Linked DNA regions of Mus musculus: regions 1, 3 and 4 are each linked to region 2. A link is a loop called in an ENCODE intact Hi-C map of the cell type or tissue named here. Cell type or tissue: left cerebral cortex. All regions are shown on one strand. Links, peaks and the distances in the headings refer to the core of each region. The heading gives the core; the rest is flanking DNA. Region 1 overlaps Gm39280 (a long non-coding RNA gene). Region 2 holds the start of Pgbd5 (piggyBac transposable element derived 5). Region 3 holds the start of Cog2 (component of oligomeric golgi complex 2). Region 4 has its middle 3.0 kb from the start of Gm39280.

What was found. Peaks named below come from ENCODE experiments on the same cell type or tissue, not always from the same donor. Only the 100,000 strongest peaks of a DNase experiment are listed, where the experiment ranks them.
Region 1: a loop joins it to region 2, with 2.8 times the contacts of the local background. A loop is called at or near these places in 2 of 42 quality-filtered maps.
Region 3: it touches region 2 in a loop (3-fold over the local background); 5 of 42 quality-filtered maps call a loop at or near these places.
Region 4: it touches region 2 in a loop (4-fold over the local background); 6 of 42 quality-filtered maps call a loop at or near these places.

Annotation. Positions count from the first base shown.
Region 1 is chr8:124,505,044-124,510,216 of GRCm38, reverse strand. Gm39280 (a long non-coding RNA gene) reads left to right here. Exons shown (of 3, transcript XR_879351.3): 3 at 1,677-1,999. Among named protein-coding and RNA genes, the nearest start is that of Gm39280, 4.7 kb to the left of the region's middle. In left cerebral cortex, for the core only: no CTCF peak of the experiment used is centred there; DNase peaks (open chromatin) are centred at 1,044, 2,101 and 2,422; H3K27ac peaks cover 2,337 bases.
Region 2 is chr8:124,432,159-124,437,331 of GRCm38, reverse strand. Pgbd5 (piggyBac transposable element derived 5) reads left to right here and starts at 3,396. Exons shown (of 7, transcript NM_171824.2): 1 at 3,396-3,533. In left cerebral cortex, for the core only: CTCF peaks have their summits at 2,621 and 2,821 (motif pointing left); DNase peaks (open chromatin) are centred at 1,852, 2,775, 3,420, 4,052 and 1 more place; H3K4me3 peaks cover 2,264 bases; H3K27ac peaks cover 2,155 bases.
Region 3 is chr8:124,518,491-124,523,073 of GRCm38, reverse strand. It overlaps Cog2 (component of oligomeric golgi complex 2), which reads right to left and starts at 2,307. Exons shown (of 18, transcript NM_029746.3): 1 at 2,123-2,307. The coding sequence starts at 2,194. In left cerebral cortex, for the core only: a CTCF peak has its summit at 2,397; a DNase peak (open chromatin) is centred at 2,337; H3K4me3 peaks cover 1,575 bases; H3K27ac peaks cover 1,070 bases.
Region 4 is chr8:124,512,737-124,517,909 of GRCm38, reverse strand. No RefSeq gene overlaps it. Among named protein-coding and RNA genes, the nearest start is that of Gm39280, 3.0 kb to the right of the region's middle. In left cerebral cortex, for the core only: a CTCF peak has its summit at 2,844; DNase peaks (open chromatin) are centred at 1,204, 1,640, 2,636 and 2,794; H3K27ac peaks cover 2,268 bases.

The sequences.
Region 1 (5,173 bases), core at 622-4,621, 73 kb before region 2:
TCAAGGCTAGCTGGAGTGTTTCTCATCCAGTCAGCAGAGAGAATCCTAGTTGTCATCACATGCCCAGGTCTAAAAGCATCTTCACCTGGCTTGTTCCAGAAGCAGATGCTAGGTCCAGCTCATATTCAAAAGTTGTAACCCAGCCACCTTAGTGGATGGAGAGATGGCTCAGAGATTGAGAGAATTGTTGTGTGGTTCACACCTGCCTACAACTGCAGCTTCTGGGGGTCAGACACCCACCTCTGCCTCTGCTGATGCTGCACCTTTGTGTATACACATCTGAACAGACCCACAATGAAAAGACCGACTTAAAATGTCACCAGCACACCATTCCTACCTGCAGTATCCCAGGATTCTGACTGCTATCTTGACCGCTGTGGTTTATACTTTGCCCGGATATCCCCAGAACTTAGACTGGTACATTTAGCTACTGTGGTGGTTTGAATATGCTTGGCCCAGGGAGCAGCAATATTTGGAGGTGTGGCCTTGTTGGAGTAGGTGTGTCACAGCCCACTGTGGACGTGGGCTTTAAGAACCCTGTCCTAGCTGCCTGGAAGCCAGTCTTCTGCTAGCAGCCTTCAGAACAAGAGGTGGAACTCTCAGCTCCTCCTGCACCATGCCTGCCTGGATGCTGCCATGCTCCCACCATGATGATAATGGACTGAACCTCTGAACCTATAAGCCATCCCCAATTAAATGTTGTCCTTATAAGAGTTGCTTCAGTCATGGCGTCTCTTCACAGCAATGGAACCCTAACTGAGACAGCTACCCACTAATCCCCTTCATGTGGCTTCAAAACACGCCTCAGGCTTAACATACCACAAGCCAGAGCCCTGGCTTCCTCTTGTTATTCCTCCTCCTTTAGGCCTTCCTGTCTCAGTAAACAACTGCATTTCTCTAGCATCTCAGGGCCCCAAACCTTAAAACCACATCAGCCCTGCTCACCCCCACGCTTGCTCCTCCTCTCACATCCCCACAGATCCTGTGCTGTTGCTTTGGCACACAGCTGAAATCTCACCCCCCTCCTCCAATCTGCTTATCTACAGCCCTCATGCTGGCTCCGTTCAATGGTAAGGGTGGTGCCCACCCCCACCCACCCCCACCCCACCACACCTCAGAGTTTTGGCAAAGACTGGAGACATTTAGAATCAGTGCCACTGGAAGTCAAAGACGAGGGATGCTGGCTCAGGCCTCCTGAGGAAAAATTGCCTGACCCATAATTCCCATAGCACAGCATATGAGTAACATCCTAATGGCTCCTGCCCTCCAAGCCGGCCCTCCACAGGTAGACAGATGATAGGGCTAGAGACAGCATTCAGAAGTGCATGCTTACAGCCTTGGGTTTAATCTCCAGTACTGCAAAATAAAACAGAAAATATGATAGATAGATGATAGATAAAAGATAGCTGGATAAATAGATGGACAGATACATGGACAGATAGAGGGATGAATGGGACAGAGAGATGATGGATGGATGGGTGGATGGATGGGTGGATGGATGGGTGGATGGATGGATGGAGAGATGGATGAATGGACAGACACATAGATGGATGATTAACAGGTAGAAAGGTAAGTATTTGTTTATCAACTGTCTGACACCTCTAGAAGATAGCAGCTCTGCCAGACAGCACCTTGACCCTCTGCTAAGTTGTCCTTCTCTGTGGTCTGCGTGGCAGCTGGTGCCCAGCAGGTGCCCACAGACGTTGACCGGTGTCCAGCCTCCTTGTTTCTGCAGCACTTCCACCCCACCTACTCTCCACAAAGCAGCCGATTTGACCTTTTAAAAGGCAAAGGAAAGAGGTCCCTCCGTCTACACAGTGGAAGCAGCTTTGATGCCCTTTTCCTCTTTCTTAGCTGCCTGTCTGCCAGCTAGATCCCACCAGACTCCGTCCCAAAGCCCCCAAACGGCGCTGTCACTGCCACCAGGCGTTATTGGTTTTGGTTTTTAAACATTGTTTTAAAATGTTAAACTCTAAAATAAATGCAGAAGCAGCCCAGCTATCAGTCTAATGGTTTCTGTCTGCTCACTCTCCCCTCCTGCTCAGGCGTGCACCCCCTCTGCCAACATGACTCCGCACTTCCAATTTGCCTCCCACCTCCAGCCATCTGCCTCCTTTGCCTCTCTCCCCACAGACTCCAAAATCATGATTCAAAAACCTATGCCCTTTACTGTCCTTCTGCCCAAAGTCACTCTGTTCCTCCTCAGGTGTCCATGTCTCCTTGGTTAAGGATCTTTAAAAACACAAATAAATAGAAAAAAAAACCCCATCATTTGCTGTAGCTGTGTATTGGTTATTTTTCTTGTTGCTAAGGCCAACTCCCTGATGAAGAGCAACTGAAGGGAGAGCTTACTTTGGTTAACAGTTTGAGGATGCTGTCGGTACTGGCTGGGAACGGCCTGGCAGGAGGAACAGCTCTCAGCTCTGGTGGGAGAAGTGGGAGGCCGCTTGCTCACATTTGGGTAATCAGGAAACAGAGACAGGAATGATGCTACTCTGCACCCCTCACTGCCTCTCAGAACAGAAACAGAAACAGTTTGTTGAGGAAAAGAAAGCATTCCTGAGGCTAGGAGTGGGCCAATGCACCTCTTAGGCTACTGTCCTTTATTCAGGCTTGGAACCCTATGAGATACCACTTACCCCTGGGTTAACTATCAATGCCCTCATAGGCATGCTCAGACATGTGCCTCATTAGTGATATAGGTATTTATTTGTTCTTATAGTGTATTTGTATGAGTGTGTATGTATGTGTGTGTATGTTTACATGTGTATATGTATGTGTATGTATGTGTGTATGTGTATGTACGTGTGTGTATGTGTGTATATGTGTATGTGTGTTTATGTGTGTGTATGTGTATGTACGTGTGTGTATGTGTGTTTATGTATGTGTGTATGTGTATGCATGTGTGTATATGTGTATGTATGTGTGTATGTGAATATGTGTATATGTGTATGTGTGTTCATATGTATGTGTTTATGTATGTATATGTGTATGTATGTGTGTATGTGTGTTTATGTATGTGTATGTATGTGTGTATGTGTATGTATGTATGTGTGTTTGTGTGTATGTGTATATGTGTATGTATGTGCGTGTGTATATGTGTGTATGTGTATCTGTGTTTATGTGTATTTGGGTGTATGTGTGTGTATATGTGTATATATGTGTATATGTGTGTATGTGTGTGTATGTGTGTATATGTGTGTTTGTGTGTATGTATGTGTATATGTATATGTATATGTGTGTGTGCATGTGTGCATATGGAGGTTAAAGGTTGGTGTTGATAGTCTTCCTTTTACTCTCCACATTGTTTTTGAGATGAGGCTTCTCCCTCAACTTAGAGGTCACTGATTGGCTACATTGGTTGGCCAATGAGCTATCTGCTTGTCTCTGCATCCCCTCAGTGTCACAAGTATGTCATACCACACCTACATGGGTGTTGGGGATCCAAACTCAGAGCCTCATGTTCTCATGGCTGGCAATTTTTCTGTGGAAAGTCCCCCCAGCCCTAGGAATTTTGTTTTTCTCTTTTTCTTTTTCTTTCTCCTTTTCTCTCCTCCCTCCCTCCCTCCCTCCCTCCCTCCCTCCCTCCCTCCCTCCCTTTCTTCCTTCCTTCTTTCCTTTCCTCCCTTTCTCCTTCCCTCCCTCCTTCCTTTCTTTCTTCCTTTTTTTTTTCCAATACAGAGTTTCTCTGTGTAGACCAGGCTGGCCTTGAACTCAGAGATCTGCTCGCCTCTGCCTCCTGAATGCTAGGACTAAGGGTGCATGCCACCACTGCTTGTCCCTGAGAAATTTCTTAATCCAATCAAGTTGACCATGGAAGAACACCATCACAGACTCCACCCCTGTCAACTGTCATCCAAATAGATCTCTTCAAATGACAACATTTCATTCCAGGTCTTATTTTCCTTTCATAATATAAGATGTATTAAGCCCACCTTTAGAAGTCCCCCGGGTTTTTATAGGACCAACACGATTCAAAATTCCAAAGTCTCTTCTGTGACTCAGGGTAAACCCTTAACTGTGAGCTATAAGAGAAAAGCACAGTTCATACTTTCAGGCATTGGAGAGATGGCTCAGTGGCTAAATGTTTATACCACTGTAGCAGAAGACCTGAGTTCAGTTTCCAGCACCCATATCAGGCAGCCCACAACTGCCTGTACTTCTAGCTTCAGGGGTTCAGTGCCCCATTCTAGATGTTTGAGGGACCTCCACTCACATGTATACTTAGCCATGTCTGTCACTCATATCTGACAGTACAGAACAAGTGTCCCCATTCCAACAGGGAGGAAACACAGGCTAGCAAGAGCAGACAAGAGTGAGACTGCAGCCCAGCACACAGACCCCAAACCACACAGCCCCATGCTTGGCATCAGGACCTCCTAATGACATCATCTCTAGCCCAGCTGGCTTGTCTTGCCAGCTCCATTGTCTGTGGCACATGCTGTCTCACTATTGAGCCAGGTTACTCAGAGCTTGTAGTTTCTGAGAATGTCTCATATCTCTGGCATCTCTGACATGAGTTAAGCTTCAAACTTAACACCCTGGGGAGGATGATGTAGGAGCTACCTGTGAAGTGCAGGACTGGGATGGGTGGAAGGATCATAATTCAGTGGGCTATAGAAAGCAGTGGGGACCATGCTGAACTGGAGCCCCAGGAAGTTTTCAATCCCAGACACACGCACCAGGTGGCCCAAAGACAGGTCAGTGGGTCTGTTGCCACTTGTCTCAGTTAGGGTTTCTATTGCTGTGAAGAGACACCAGGCCACAGCAACTCTTATAAAGGAAAACATTTAGTTGGGGCTGGCTTACAGTTCAGAGCTTTAGTCCACTGTCATCATGGCACAAAGCATGGCAGCATGCAGGCAGACATGGTGCTGGAGAGGTAGCTGAGAGTTCTACATTCAAATGGGCAAACAACAGAAAACACTGCCACACTTCCTGGCCTGAGTATCTGAAACCTCAAAGCCCACGCAGTGACAGTGCTTTCTCCATCACCACCACTCCTATTCCAACAATGCCACATCTCCTATGAGCCTATGAGGGACATTTCCTTTCAAACCACCACAGCACTGCAACATTAAGTGTCCTTTTAATGGGGCCAAAGGGAGGATGTGGCCCCCTGTCTCAGGTGGTTTGGTAAGTTCTCAAGCTTTTTCTCCTTACGATATTAACA
Region 2 (5,173 bases), core at 455-4,454:
AAGGTTTTTGGAATCAGCACAGATCCTTTCAAGTCCCCTGTTACCTAAGAATATAAAAGCTTAACTTGAAATATTTTTTTTTCACTCTAAACATTCCATAATAGTCACTTGGAAAAAAAAAATGATTTCAAGCCCTGGAAAAGGAAAGGCAGTTTGAAAGACTAATCAGAGTTATTTGTGCTCCCCAGCAGGGGTCTGCTGCCCTAATTACCACATGGGAATGTAAATTATCTAAACAACTCAAGGAGAAAAAAAAAAAACGGTCCTTAGGATGAGGATCCACTCCCTGCCTTCTTCTTCACGTCCTTCCCTGGATTCTTGCTTGCCAACCTCACTGGTAATGTCCCAAGTGCAGTGGCAGTGGGGGAGGGGTGGGGGAGAAGAGAGTTCTGGGACAGACTGTCTCAGCTCCTAGCAGCTTAGCTAGGACAAGTTGAATGGAGCGGTGGCAACTGACCAGCTGGTCAAGTGCTTGCTTTACAGATCCAAGGACTTCAGTTTACCCCCCAGAACCTGTATAAAAAGCTGGGCATGGGGGCATGTACCACGAGCTGTACCCTTAAGCTGTGAGCCAGAATAAACCTGTTCTCCCTTAAATGCTCCTGTCAGACTATTTTATCATGTTAACAGGAAAATAAACAAAACAAGACAACCTAAGGCAGTACACTGTAAAAGGAGGATCAGGGCCTCAGAATATAGCCCAGGAGCCCAGGGCTCCTGCAAGGCTCTTAATTCAATCCCAAGCACCACAATGAATGAATGAATGAATGAATGAATGATGAATGAATGAATGAATGAATAATATAAAATTAAAGATAAAAAGAAGGCTCAGACAAAATTAAAAATGACAACAGTGTTTATTTTAAGAAAAGATGTGTATACTTTTATGTTAGTATGAGTCTTTTGTTTGCATGCGTGTATGTATGTGCACTGTGTGCATGCCTGCTACACTCAGAGGCTAGAAGCGGACATTGGATTCCCTATACCCGGAGTTAGAGACAGTTCTGAGCTGCCATATGTGTGCTGGGCACTAAACCTAGTTCTCTGCAAGAATAGCCTGTACTCTTAATCACTGAACCATCTCCCCAGCCCCACCACCCAGGCACGTTCCTTTGTCTACTTTCTATTTGATAAACTTCTGCTCCCAGTCTCTTCCTTCCCTTTCTCCACTTCCTCCTCTTTATTGTTTCCTTTTGGAGATAGTGTCTGCTATACCCAGGCTGGCTTCCAACTTGCTATCTCACTCTGCCGAGGGTGACCTTGAACTTCTGACTCTGTTGCCTCCATCTCCCAACTGCTCCGGATCACAAGCTTGTACCACCACAGCTGGCTTGTGCATTCCCGGAGATCAAGCCGAGGGGGTTCTTGAATGCTTAGCAACAGTTTGCTAGCTGAACTAAATCCCCAGACCTCTTCCTTCTGTTGCTGCCATGTGAGCTACTGGAAGAGGAGCCCAGAAAGCACAGAGGCCCTGTATTTCCTTGGTCTGAGCACCATATCGGGGTCAACGAATGGCTGTCCCTGCTTTAACTGTTACTGTTCTGTCCCGTGCTCCCGCGATGGCAAATTGGCCAGAACCACACCCACATTAGCTGCTTTTTTTTCATCCTTTTTCTGGTCAAGTCTATTTATAGGTACCCACTTCACAGCCTTTGTCAATTTGCTGTACACAGGAATGCTAGAACCCCCACCCCCCCCACCACACACACACACACACACACACACACACACACACACTTCTTTGGCATGCTTTTTCAAGAGAGTGGCAGTGCTCTGCAAATACTTTCTTGCTTATCAGCTAAATACACACAGAGGAGGAAGATCAGTAAGTCGCTTTCTCTTTCCAGCCTGGCTGCTTGTGATTGTCATGGATTCAAGCCTGTGCAGAGACCTGGTTTGCAGGTCACAGGGTCTGGGCACAGGCAGACGTGAGTGAAAATCTCAGCCAGGGCAGATGGGTCCCAGCACCCTTTTTCTTAGAAATAGAAACCCATTGTCTTCCGTTTGTGTAATTATCATTTACTACACCCAATAGGGGTCTCAAGCCCTTCACATCTACTTGGATTTATTTTATGTCGGAGTGAAAGTGACTTTATGACCCAGTTACCATTAATGTGACTTATTGCATTATGTTTGAGAGGAGGAGGAGGAGAGAAGACATTCTGATGAGGGGAGGTCGGCCAGCCGGCCTCATGCTTTGCCCCCAGAAGAGAGGAGACAGACTCTGCTCCATTGTTAGATCTCTGAAACCCTGGCGACCAGCTGTTTGTTTCCTGATCATATAATCCTCTTCCAGATGTGCGTTGTCTTAGGCCTGTGCAAGTGATACCAGGGCGCAGGTGGTGATAGTTCTCATGGAAGCAATTTTGAGTTCAGAAGATGTGAGCATCAAAGGACTGTGAGAAATGACGAGCCACCTCATTCCAGTGTTGCGGTCCTTACATGACAGTTGTTGGAGGAGAGACTGTTTTAGTGTCTGACCCAGGTTCCCAAAAGAGCAAGGTTCGGGGAAGCTAGAAGGGCAACCTGAAATTCACAGGAGTGCTGGGCGCAGCCTCGGCTGGCCGCCCACCTGGAGCGTGTCCGCAGAGTGAATTTCAGAACCGCTGGGCGGACAGCTCCTCGGAGCCGGGCGCGGCTGCGCAAGGGGCGGGCCAAAGAGCACGGAGCACCGGGACCCGCCTCCCTCCCCACGCCGGCGAGCGGCTATGAGCTTATGGGCGGGGCTCCTCGCGACTGACTGCCCTAGCGTCACGCCCCGAGGAGGCAGGGCGACCTGCTATCCCCGCCCCCGCGAGGCCGGCGCTCTCTATTGGCCAGCAGCTGAAGGTGCTGGAGGCGGGCCCGGTCCACGGCTCGCGCCCGGGAAGGTCGGCGGCGCAACGCGGTTGCCGCGGGGAGGGTGCGCGGGGACGCGACGGGGCCGGGCGCGGCGGAGACGCAGCGGGTGGGGGCGGCGGCGGCTCTGGGCAGCGGCTGAGTCTCTTCCCGCCGCGGCCGCAGCCAGCGGCGCCCGAGCTCCAAGGCGCATCCCGGGCGCGCGGCCCGAGCGGCCAAGACGGCGGGCCGGCCGGGCGCGGGGCGGCGCGCGCTGTGCTGCGGGCTGCGCTGGTGGGGAGCCACGGGCCGCGGCGGGGGTCCCGGGCCCGGCGTGTGCGGCTGGGAGGCGCTGTGGGGTGTGGGCGCGCGGGCGGCGGCCGGGGCTATGGCCGAGGGCGGTGGGGGCTCACGGAGGAGGGCTCCGGCGCTGCTGGAGGCAGCCCGTGCACGCTACGAGAGCCTGCACATCTCGGACGACGTGTTCGGCGAGTCGGGCCCGGACAGCGGCGGGAACCCCTTTTACAGCACCTCCGCAGCCTCACGCTCCTCCTCGGCCGCCTCCTCGGACGATGAGCGTGAGCGCCCCGCGCCTCCGGGGACCGCCCCGCCATCCTACGCCGCGGATCCCTTGGAACTCGAGGAGGACGAGACCGGTGGGGGCTGGAGCGCCGTGCTGAGGGATCGCCCGTCCCCGCGCTTCGAGGACACCGGTGGTGAGGATCGACCGGGGACACTGGGGTGCAGGGACACACAGGGCGCGGTCTGAAGGCTGGAGCACGGGCCAGACTGGTTCCAGACACACCCGACCTGCACCTGTGTGTTTCTGGAAACAGCTGGTTTGGGGAGCAGGGATTAAACAGAGAGGGTCCTACTGCACAGGATGGTGGTCCCAGGTTTCTCGTGGGTGGAGACCAAGCCAGCAGCACTTTGCCAGAGGCTTTCGGTCGTCTGGCAGTGTCACACCTGTGGGGTCAGTAAAGTATGGCTCTTTTGGTGGAGGGGATCCAAACGCCTGGCACGGCTGAGGCTGAGTCCTTTGCAGTACGCAGGATCTAGGTGTCAGGGGTCAGGCCAGTCGCAGCTGAAGCACATAGAGAGCCCAGAGCCAGAGCATATCAGCATCTTCACTGCTCTCTGTTTTCCCGAGAAACTTCCTGTGGTGCCAGTCGATCTCTAGCTGAGCACCGGAAGGAGCCAAGGGTGATTCCACTGCGTTAGGGAGTGTTAGTCCGAGTTACTTTCAAGGTGTGTAGACCAGACTCAGATTATCCGGAGGCGACTGGAGTTGAGCACAGCCACCCTGCTACTCTGAGCCCTCAGCTGTTGGCTTCTGCAGAGTCTAAAATAGTGCTGCTTTGCAGCAGCTTGGTCAGCTTCTGCTTTCTGAGATGTGGAAACTGCTTTCCCATATGATCCTCAGTGCTGCTGTTCAGGCTCCATGGCTTCCTAGCAGCCAGATGTTACACCATATATTCTGTGAAGTGCACACAACCAGTGTGAATGGGCACCAAGGAGTGCCCCTTTGCATAGTCTCTCTCTCTCTCTCTCTCTCTCTCTCTCTCTCTCTCTCTCTCTGTGTGTGTGTGTGTGTGTGTCACTCACACACACACACACACACTTTGGGCAGTGTACATGACACTATAGCTATTGTTCCTCAAGATTGCAGGTGCACAGGAGGTAGGCTCCAGGGCCTGGGTATGGAAACGTAGCTGCAGGGAGCTGGCAATGGGAAAGGTTGGCCCAGCCCTGGAGGGAGTGTTCTGCAACCTTGCCAGGCTGCGGTGTGGATGGGCAAAGTTGCATCTGGATTGGAGGGTTACCATCACCATGCAAGGTTCTAAGTGGGTACATTTTAAAACCCAACCATTTGGCTGTGGTTTATGGTACTCTAAATTGTCCTCCTATATGCCACCCTTCATTTCCCAGTGTGCCTTAAAGGCCTCCTGCCCTGGACAGCTGCTTTCCATATTGGATGTTGGGATTGTACCAGCCTGGTGCCCTGGTTTGTCAGTCTTCGTGCTGTGAGCCTTTGTGATCCTGTGTTGATCTTGCAGCACTTAAGATGCCTACTGTAGATGTCTACAGAGGAGAATTCGGCAAAGCTGAGGTCACAGGGCAAAATAGGGATGTCGTGCTGGGCTTAGTTTAGATGAAGGGTCTGGTATTGAGAAGGGTAAACACACAAAAGCGATTTAACCAGAACTTTCTTTCTTAGTAATGTATAAGTCAAGATGTTCAGAAGCAAAGCCCTCTGTCCACTGTTCACTCTGTCCACTCCCAGCCTGAAGTCCAGGATTGCCTGCCACTGGCATTAGGGTCATATCCTCCTTTCTGATAGTGCCACTGAGTTTGA
Region 3 (4,583 bases), core at 1-4,000, 86 kb before region 2:
CTTCTAGTACAATGATATAGCCCTGTAAGCTCCCGGTCAAAGGTGACCCCAGCTTCAGGATGAACACTGGGTAGAACACAGATTCCCTCCTATGACACTCGGGGCACATCAGTTCTCATCCCGTCCCACCTGCATTTCCGGTCTGGATTCTGACATTCCTCCATACTCTAACCACCACAGACCAAGCACAGTTTCTGAACCCGCATGTGTTTTCTCATGTTCAACAGCCAAGCCACACCTTTCTGCCCTTGTCTCTTCAAATCTAGACTTGTAGTTGGCACACAGTAGTAGTTGGCACACAGTAGGGTGGGCCATGAATGAGCAAACATCTGCTACCACTGCTCAGCAGGCTGTCAACATCTTGGCAAGACAGCACATTTCTAATCAGATGACTGCAATCGACGGAGCCTCAACTCTCCTAATGTGTATCTGATATCCCATCCTTGTTAAAACAAAACAAAATAAAACAAAAAAAACAAAACTATGCCACTGAAAAATATGTTGAATAAAATACAAATGTACACATAAAATTTGGATAACAGGCACTCCTCCTGTCCTTTCTGCCACGAAACTAACTCATAAAACACTTCTTTGAAGGAAGCACAAATAATAAAGGGCCTTAATTTCTGGCTCCACCTAGAAAAACCAACATCACACACAATGGCTGTTCCATGTTGTTTCCTCTTCAATGGAAATGGCCACATCAGCAGAACTACAAACTGCGTGGCACACTCAGAGAGCTGACTGCATCAAAGAGCGTGGAGCAGTCCGGCCATTCCGTCCCAGGTTTGCTGATGTTGTCTCACTAACTACTCACATTGTGTGCCATCTCCTCACAGGCATCGCATCCAACAGAGGTATCACCTCAGTGTGAGTGAGGGAGACACAGGCAATGCCCAACCCTGAGGCAATGGCCCAGAACAGCTGCTGGCACAAGGCCTGCAGGAGGCCTGAGTTAAATGGTGAACAGTGAACACAGTAAGTTTTCTCACCTAAAGTAAAAACAGGCCACGATCCCCGGGCAAGCTTTCTTCCTCCAGACTCTTGTCCCTGTCATGTACCTTTGGCTCTTTTTTTTTAACCCTCTTTCCAAGGTATCCATAAGTCACAGGATGTAACAGGGGCTTTCTGAATCATTATTTCAAGCATCCCATTTGAACCTCATTTATTGGAGATGGCTCAGCAGTTAAGAGTGCTTACTACTTTAACAGAGGACCAGGGTTTGGCTCCCAGCACCCACAGGGCAGCTCACAAGCACCTGTAACTCCAGTTCTAGGGAACCCCACAGTCTTCTGGCCTCTGAGGGCTTCTGCACACACTGTGCACATAAACTCAGGAAGGCAGACACATACACACAAAAAAGCCTTTCACACATGGAAACCTACGTGGGCACAGTACAGAAGTCACATATAAATTAAAATCCAAACACCAAAACCTCAGCGCTTTCTTTGGCCATGTCAACTAAATGCAAATACCAGAACAGAGATAGGCCAATTAAGTCAGAGGGAAAAATTCGATTGTGAAAGGGGAGCAGGGTGCACACATGCAAACACAACACACACACACATACACACACACTCTATACAGTAAGACTTGGACTCGTTTGCTTAGTATTTTATGTGCCAAAGAGACAGAAAGAAATTCCTAACCTCGGAACCAGCTTTGAAATGGTCCCTCAAATCGCAACTATTAAATGGCACAAACTTTTAGCTCACAGTTGCCATTTCTGCCCTTAAGACAGGAGGATCGAGACCCGTCCGGGCTACAACTCAAAACCCTCCCTGTCTCGAGAAAGAAAGCGGGTGTAAATATGTTTGGGGTTGTTTTAAGTGACAACAGCGGAGAGGTACAACTAACAGGCTCAAAGCCTGCGCCGTTCGGAGGCTGTGCCTGCTCGGTGAAATGTTATCAGCCAAGTGTTTTCGGTTTAGATTTGTAAGCAGGGCCGCTGGGTTGCAGCGTGGCGAGGCTGTCAGGTTCCCACTTCTTAATGTCAGAGCGTTTTCAGCCTGGACACCCCTGCCACCTTCCATCCCACGTCCCTGACACCCGCCGGAGCCTCTGGGAACCACCGGGCCTCAGCGTCCGGCCAACTCAGCGGCGATCTGCCGGGTGCCCTCACCTTCATGAACTCGTCCTTATCGAAGCACAGCGTGTCCGGCCCCGTAGGCAGGTTCATCCTGCGTTTCTCCATCACGCCGGCCGCCGCCCCTCAAGGCCAAGACCGCAGGGGACGCGGCAGCCCAGCCCACCCCCAGCGTCCCAGCTCCACTTCCGCTTCCGCCAGTATGGCAGCAGCGAGCGACAGCCAATAGACGAGCGTCGCGGGCGGCTGCGCACTGTTGGTGATAAGAGCGGCGCCCTCGAGCCGGAAGCTCCCAGCCTGGCGCTACTGCCTCCGGGAGTCGAGCGTGGTACTGCAGCCTCACGCATGCACCGAGGCAGCTGGCCTGGGAGAAAAGTCAAGAACCAGGACAGCCTTGTTCTTTTCTCCTGGTGAGGAGAGAAAACGTCACTGCCCTTAAAGATGGTCAGAGGAAAGTGATCCCTTTGTATTTCAGTTTAGACCAAACAGGACACCATCCCTCTAACTGAATGTTGGGGTAAAATTCAGAGACCCTATCGCCTGAGCATGTGCTGGATAGGCTGGACTGCAGCCGATGTCCCTAACATGTTGGTTTGTGTGTAGCAAAGAAGTCTTGCTTTCTTGTTAATATTTTATTCTTATTACCAAATCTTTCACCCTCACAAGTTTAGGCAACGTGAACTCGCCATACGCTGACCATGCTCTAGTAACCCCCAGCCTGTCTCCAGGTCCTCTTTACCCAGGCTACCACCACCATCATAGCTGTCATGGGAAGATATTGTTAGAACACTTCACCAACACCTTATTTAGCGATTCCTCCTGTAAAAGATCAAACAAAGCCCTTCTTGCCAACTCAAAGTATTATCCTCGAACCTAACAAAGCGAACAGTTCTCTGCTGTTATTATTAGTCTGAGAGATGTGGCATTCAGCCTCTCGCTATAATTTCAGAGTGGCAAATTGGAGGTACCAAGGGAGGGACCCGAGGTGCTCGCCAAGAGAGAAACAAAGACTCCTGGGAAACCTGCCTGATTCCTAGAAGCTTGGGGCTAGAACTTGCTGTTCCCTTCTGATATTTTCCTCCATCCTTTATCAAAGAACCTGACTGTGTTCAGCCTAGTGTGCTAACCCTGGAATTGCTGCAAAGATTCAGTGGTGTACTGGCTGGCTTTGCGTGTCAAATTGACACAAGCTAGAGTCATCAGAGAGAAGAGAGTCTCAGCTGAGGAAATGCCTCCATGAGATCCAGCTGTAAGGCATTTTCTCAATTAGTGCTCTGTGAGGGAGGACCCAGCCCACTGTGGGTGGGGCCATCCCTGAGCTGGTGGTCCTGGGTTCATTAAGAAATCAGGCTGAGCAAGCCATGGGAAGCAAGCTAACAAGCAGCACCCTCCATGGTTTCTGTATCAGCTCCTGTTCTAGGTTCCTGCCCTGCTTGAGTTGCTGTCCTGACTTCCTCCAATGATGAACTGTGATCTGAAAGTGTAAGCCAGATAAACCTTTTCCTCCTCAACTTGCTTTTTGATCATTGTGTTTTGTTGAAGCCATAGAAACCCTAACTAAGACATGGTGTTTTGTTGCAGCCATAGTTAGCCTGGTACCCTAACTGAGACAAATTGGTACCGGGAATGGGGTATTGCTGTGACAGACCTGACTTCAGTGATGTTTTGGGGAGGATTGTGGGAGGACTTTGGAACTTTGTGCTAGAAGAATCATTGAATATTAAGAGCTCAGTGGAATGTTCTGTAGACGCTTGGAAGATAAGAATGGTGAAAGCAGGCAGAAGATGGAGGGGTCTGGCTGGTGAAGTTTCAGAAGGAAGTTTAAAGACTATCAGGGCTGTTGGCGACTTTGATTTAAGTCTATGGTTCTGGTTAGCTAGGGCTGAAGAATCAGCTATGATTAATAAGATACCAGAACTACCGAAGTGAAACCTTTCTGACTGGGACTATTGATGCTGGTTATCTGGAGTTAAGAAATCAGTGATGATTAAGAAGAGACCAGTATCCCTGAGGTGAAAGTTTTTGGGAAGCATTTTCTGAGAGCACAGAGAAGCTGTGTTCTAGAGGTGGCCAAGGTCGTACCGTACCTCATGCTGGCAGTTGGATTTGGTAATGTATAGGAGTCACTCAGGTGGTACTGGTTTTAAAGACATGAAGGGGTCATGGAGAGCAGCTGAGGCTTAGCATTGTGAGAGGCCAGGAGAGGCCATTATTGAAGGTGTAGCATCAGTGGCAGTTGAAGTTGAGACTTGGAACCATGAGGTACCAACAGGTTATTGGTCAAAATACAGCCCAGTTATAGCAGAGACCCCAGCATTTTGGAGATGCCAGTACCATGGAAGGACAACCAAGAACAGCAGCAGCAGTGGAGTGGAGCCAGCCAAAACCTACAAGACAGTGTGTGTGTGTGTGTGTGTGTGTGTGTGTGTGTGTGTGTGTTACAGAGGACAGAGCTGGAGGAGCTAACCAAGCCACTTGGGGGAGTCCAGAAAATCGT
Region 4 (5,173 bases), core at 551-4,550, 80 kb before region 2:
CCTGACTTTCTTTGATGATAAACTGTTATACCGAGCTGTGAGTGACATACACCATTTTCTCCCCAAGATTTTTTTTTGGTCATGGTGTTTCATTGCAGCAATAGAAACCCTAACTAAAACAAATGACAGAGGAGAGTGGACCAGGGTCCTGGCGTCTGTTCTCTCCCCAGAATTTGGTAGGGAGCAGCCTAGAACCCATCACATGGACTGTCATTCTGTCTCAACACAACACCCCAGCAGGAGCAGCAGATCAACTTTGGTGCTTAAGAATCCCGACGGCAGCGGGAGAGGATGGAGACAAGACCTGCCCAAGAGCATGGTCTTGACATCCACTCAGCCGACACTTGACTGGCATGACCATTCTCTGCCGTGTTACACAGTGCATACGGCACCTCCTCAGAGGTTGGTGGACAGCCCTCTCCAGAGCTGCCTGCAACTCTGCTGTTTGTCCTTATTCCTCTTGCCTGTGAGCAGCTATGAGGTGGCCATGCCAGCCTCCCACTTCCTGGTACCTACTCTTTACATCTCTTTCTTCATATTTAAGTGCGTGGTTAATTCTAGATTTGCAATCTCCTACCAGACCCGCCTCCAGGCCTGTCTGTGGCAGTTTCCAGAGACATTTAACTGAGGTTCAGCCACCCCGAGGGAATAGTGAGTGGCACCATTCATCTCTCTCTGCTTCCTGACTGTGGATGTCATGTGACAGCTGCTCTAGGCTCCTGCCGCCCTACCTTCCCTGTCAAGATGGGCTGAACACTCAAAGCTCCTCCTTTAGTTATTTATTATTTCATATTTGGCCACAGCAACAAGAAGATTAATGAACACAACACAATCTCTAGTAATAGTGAGGCCTCTCTCATTGCACTTGAAGAAAGAGTAATTAGGACACAAATAGGAAGTTAACCGAGCAGTGGCAACCCAGTAAGTGGCTGACATTTCTCTCATGTCTCCTGTCCCATCTCTGATCTACATCATTCCTCAGGAGACTTTATGCTGACCCATTTCCTGTCTTGATAGGTCTCCTCTGCTCCTCGGTCTCTTCCTCTCTTACGAAGCACGCACCTGCTACTTGATTTCTATGTAAACAGCCACCCTGTTTTGACTTGCCATCTCTGGAAAATTCTTGGTTCCCTACTTCCAGTGGTATTGTGACAAGTCCCATTTCTTTCTTCCCACTCTGCCCTATTTATAGGCTTCCCGTTTTTGGCAGGTTTGCGACTGAACACTCAAAAACTGCAAAGTGAAATATCACACTCAGGAAACTCATGTGGGCATTTTCTTTGGCCATGACCACACAGAACGAACTCAGAGGCTGGCTCACTGCTGATGACAAAGGATTTTCCAATTTTAAAGGGATTGTTTACCCACCCCCAAAGACTGAGTGTGTAGCCTGACCTCAATATCCTTAGAGGAAATCAGGCAAAGTGGGGTGTCATAGTTAGGGTTTTACTGCTGTGAACAGACACCATGACCAAGGTGAGTTTTATAAGGACAACATTTAATTGGGGCTGGCTTACAGGGTCAGAAGTTCAGTCCATTATCGTTATGGTGGGAAGCATGGTAGCATGCAGGCAGACATAGTGCTGGAGGAGCTGAGAGTTCTACATCTTGATATGAAGGCAGCTGGAAGGAGACTGGATGTGTTTCACGTTGAGCACATGTTGAGCATTTAAAACCTCAAAGCCCCACCTCCAGAGACACTCTTTATCTAACAAGGCTACATCTCCTCCAATAAGGCCACACCTCCTAATATGCCACTCCCTATGGCCAAGAATTTAAACACATGAATCTATGGGGGCCATACCTATTCACCACCACATGGGGTTGTTATGGGGAGGACGATCACTCTCAGCTCCCATGTCTACAAAGACTTGGGGAGCTTGTGAGGATGCATCCAATTCCTTTGTTAAAAGTCTTTCTTGGATCCTACCAGGTCTTCAACCAATTCAAGCACTGGGGATTAAATGAAGGCTCCCATGAACTTATGTGCTGTATCACCAAACTATCTATAGCCTCAGTCTTTTCTTTTAAAGTAGTTTATTTTTAATTGTGACTGTATGTGTGTACACATGAGTACAGGTATCCTCTGACTGAGGCCAGAGACATCAGATCTACGTGGAGCTGGAATTACAGAGTGTCATGAGCTGTCTGACTTGGCCCCTGGAACTGAACTTGGGTCCTCTGCAAGAGAAGTATACATTCTTAGTTACTAGTCTATTCTCCAACTCCTCCAAAAACCTTTTTAGTTTTTTATTTTGAAACAAAGTTGCACTAACTTCCCCAGGCCAACCATGAACTCACTATGTAGCAAAGGTGTCCTGGAACTTGTGATCTTCCTGCCCCAGCCTCCCAAGTAGCTGGGGTTGCAGGCTGTTCGTCCTTAGACTTGGCTTGACCCTGTATGTTTCCCCAGTAACTCCTGTGTCTCTCTGCCCTCCTTCATTCGCAGGACAGCTGCTGAAATAGGCTGTAGTGCCCATGCTGAGCTATCCCTGCAAGCTCCCTGAAGAATATTGTGCAGAGATACATTTGCGTGAGCCCCACTTCAGAGCTTCTGGTTCTATGTGCGGTTGTCAGGAAAACTGGCAGAGATGAGGTTGGGTGCTTGTGTGGTAGTACATACTTGTTAGTTTCAGTACTCAGGAGTTTGAGGCAGGAAAACTGGGAGTCAGAGTTACATAGTGAATTCGAGTTCAGCCTGGATTTGCAGAGAAAAACCTTGAAACAAAAATAAATAAATCATAAACTAACAAAACAAGTCTCTGCCCAGAGAACAAGCAGAGTGAGGGTCTCCCCAGCTCACGCCCTGGGCTGATACCAAAAGATGAATTGAGGCCACACTTTAGGTAAATGTCCTCTAGAGGACAATGTCAGTACTGGCAGTCCTTAATTCTGCATCTCTTTTCTTTTTAAGTGATAAAGGTTGTTGGTTTTTTTTTTTTTTTTTACTCCTTATTATTATTATCTTTAATCTTTTTTTTTCACAGTTCAGTCGTTATCCTCCTCTCGTTCTGCCCTCTGACAGTTCTTCATCCCATCCCTTCTCCCCTATCTCCAAGAGGATGTCCCCACCCCTCCCAACCTCTACCTCTCCTACTCCTTCACCCCACCAGCCCCCTCCATTCCCTGGGGCCTCAAGTCTCTCAAAGGTTAGGTGTTTCTTCTCTGCTGTATATGTGTCAGGGCCTCATATCAGCTGGTGTATGCTGCCTGGTTGGTGGATCAGTGTCTGAGAGATCTCAGGGGTCCAGGTTAATTGAGACTGCTGGTCTTCCTATGGGATCTCCCTCCTCATCAGCTTCTTCCAGCCTTTCCCTAATTCAACCACAGGGGCCCTGGACTTCAGACCAATGGTTGGGTGTAAGTATCTGTGTCTGTCTCAGTCAGATGCTTGTTGGGCCTCTCGGAAGGCCACCATGTCTGTAAGCACACCCTAACATCAGTAATAGTGTCAGGCCTTGGAGCCTCCCCTTGAGCAGGATCCCAATTTGGACCAGTCACAGGACTTCCTTTCCCTCAGTCTCTTCTCCATTTATGTCCCTGAAGTTCTTTTAGGCAGGGGCAATTCTGAGTCAGTTTTTGACTGTTAAACAAGTTCCCTCTCCCCATTATTATCCCCATTTCATCTAAGGTCCCTTCCTTTGAGTCCTGAGAGTCTCTCACCTCCTGGGTCTCTGGTACATTCTAGAGGGTCCCCCTACCTCCCACCTCCCAATATTTCCATTCATTCTGCTGGCCCTTTCCCCCCTGCCCCTCCTTCTCCACTGTCCCACTCAGTTCCCTCCCTCCCTCCCTACTGGGATTCAAGCATCCTCACTTGGTCCCTATGACTTGTTAACCTTTTTGAGTTCTGTGGATTTTATCTTGGGTGTTCTAAGCTCTTTTGGCTAATAGCCACTTACTAGTGAGTACATACCGTGCATATCCTTTTGGGTCTGAGATACCTCACTCAGGATGATATTTTCTAGTTCCATCCACTTGCCTGAAAAAAATCATGATGTCCTTGTTCTTAATAGCTGAATAGTATTCCATTGTGTAAATAAACCACATTTTCTTATCCATTCTTCTGTTGTGGGACATTTGGGTTGTTTCCAGCTTCAGGCTATCACAAATAAGGTTGCTATGAACATAGTGGAGCATGTGCCCTTGTGGCATGGTGGGGCATCTTTTAGGTATATGCCCACGAGTGCTATAGCTGGGTCTTCAGGTAGATCTATTTCCAATTTTTTGAGGAACCTCCAGATTGATTTCCAGAGTGGTTGTACCAGTTTGCAACCCCACCAGCAATGGAGGAGTGTTCCTCTTTCTTCACATTCTCTCCAGCAGCTGCTACCACCGAGTTTTTTTGATCTTAGAGATTCTGATTGGTGTAAGGTGGAATCTCAGGGTCATTTTGATTTGCATTTCCCTGATCACTAAGGACTTTGAACATTTCTTTAAGTGCTTTCTTGGTCATTCGAGATTCCTCTGTTGTGAATTCTCTGTTTAGTTCTATATCCCATTTTTTTTATTGGGTTGTTTGGTTTTTTTTGGGGGGGGGGGTAGCTTCTTGAGTTATATATTTTGGATATTAGCCCTCTATCAGGTGTGGGATTAGTGAAGATTTTTTCTGATCTGTAGGTTGGTGATTTGTCATATTGACAGTGTCCTTTGCTTTACAGAAGCTTTTCAGTTTCATGAGGTCCCATTTATCAATTCTTGATCTTGGATCCCGAGCCACTGGAGTTCTGTTTAGGAAAGTTCTCCCCATGCCCATTAGTTTGAGGCTCTTCCCCATTTTCTCTTCTATTAGATTCAGTGTGTGATCCCCATCAAAATTCCAACACAGTTCTTCAAAGACATGGAAAGAACAATTCTCAATTTCATACAGAAAAACAAAAAACCCAGGATAGCAAAAACAATTCTTAACAATAAAAGAACTTCACCAACCTAACCTCAAGCAATACAGAAAAAAAATAATAAGCAATAATGATAAAAACTGCATGGTATTGGTACAGAGACAGACAGATTGATCGTTGGGATAGAATTGAAGACTCAGAAATAAAACCACATACTTACTGACACTTGATCTTTGACAAAGAAGCCAAAAAAAAAAAAAAAGTACAGTGGACAAAAGAAAGCATCTTCAATAAATGGTGCTGGTCTAACTGGCTGGCTGTATGTAGAAAAATGA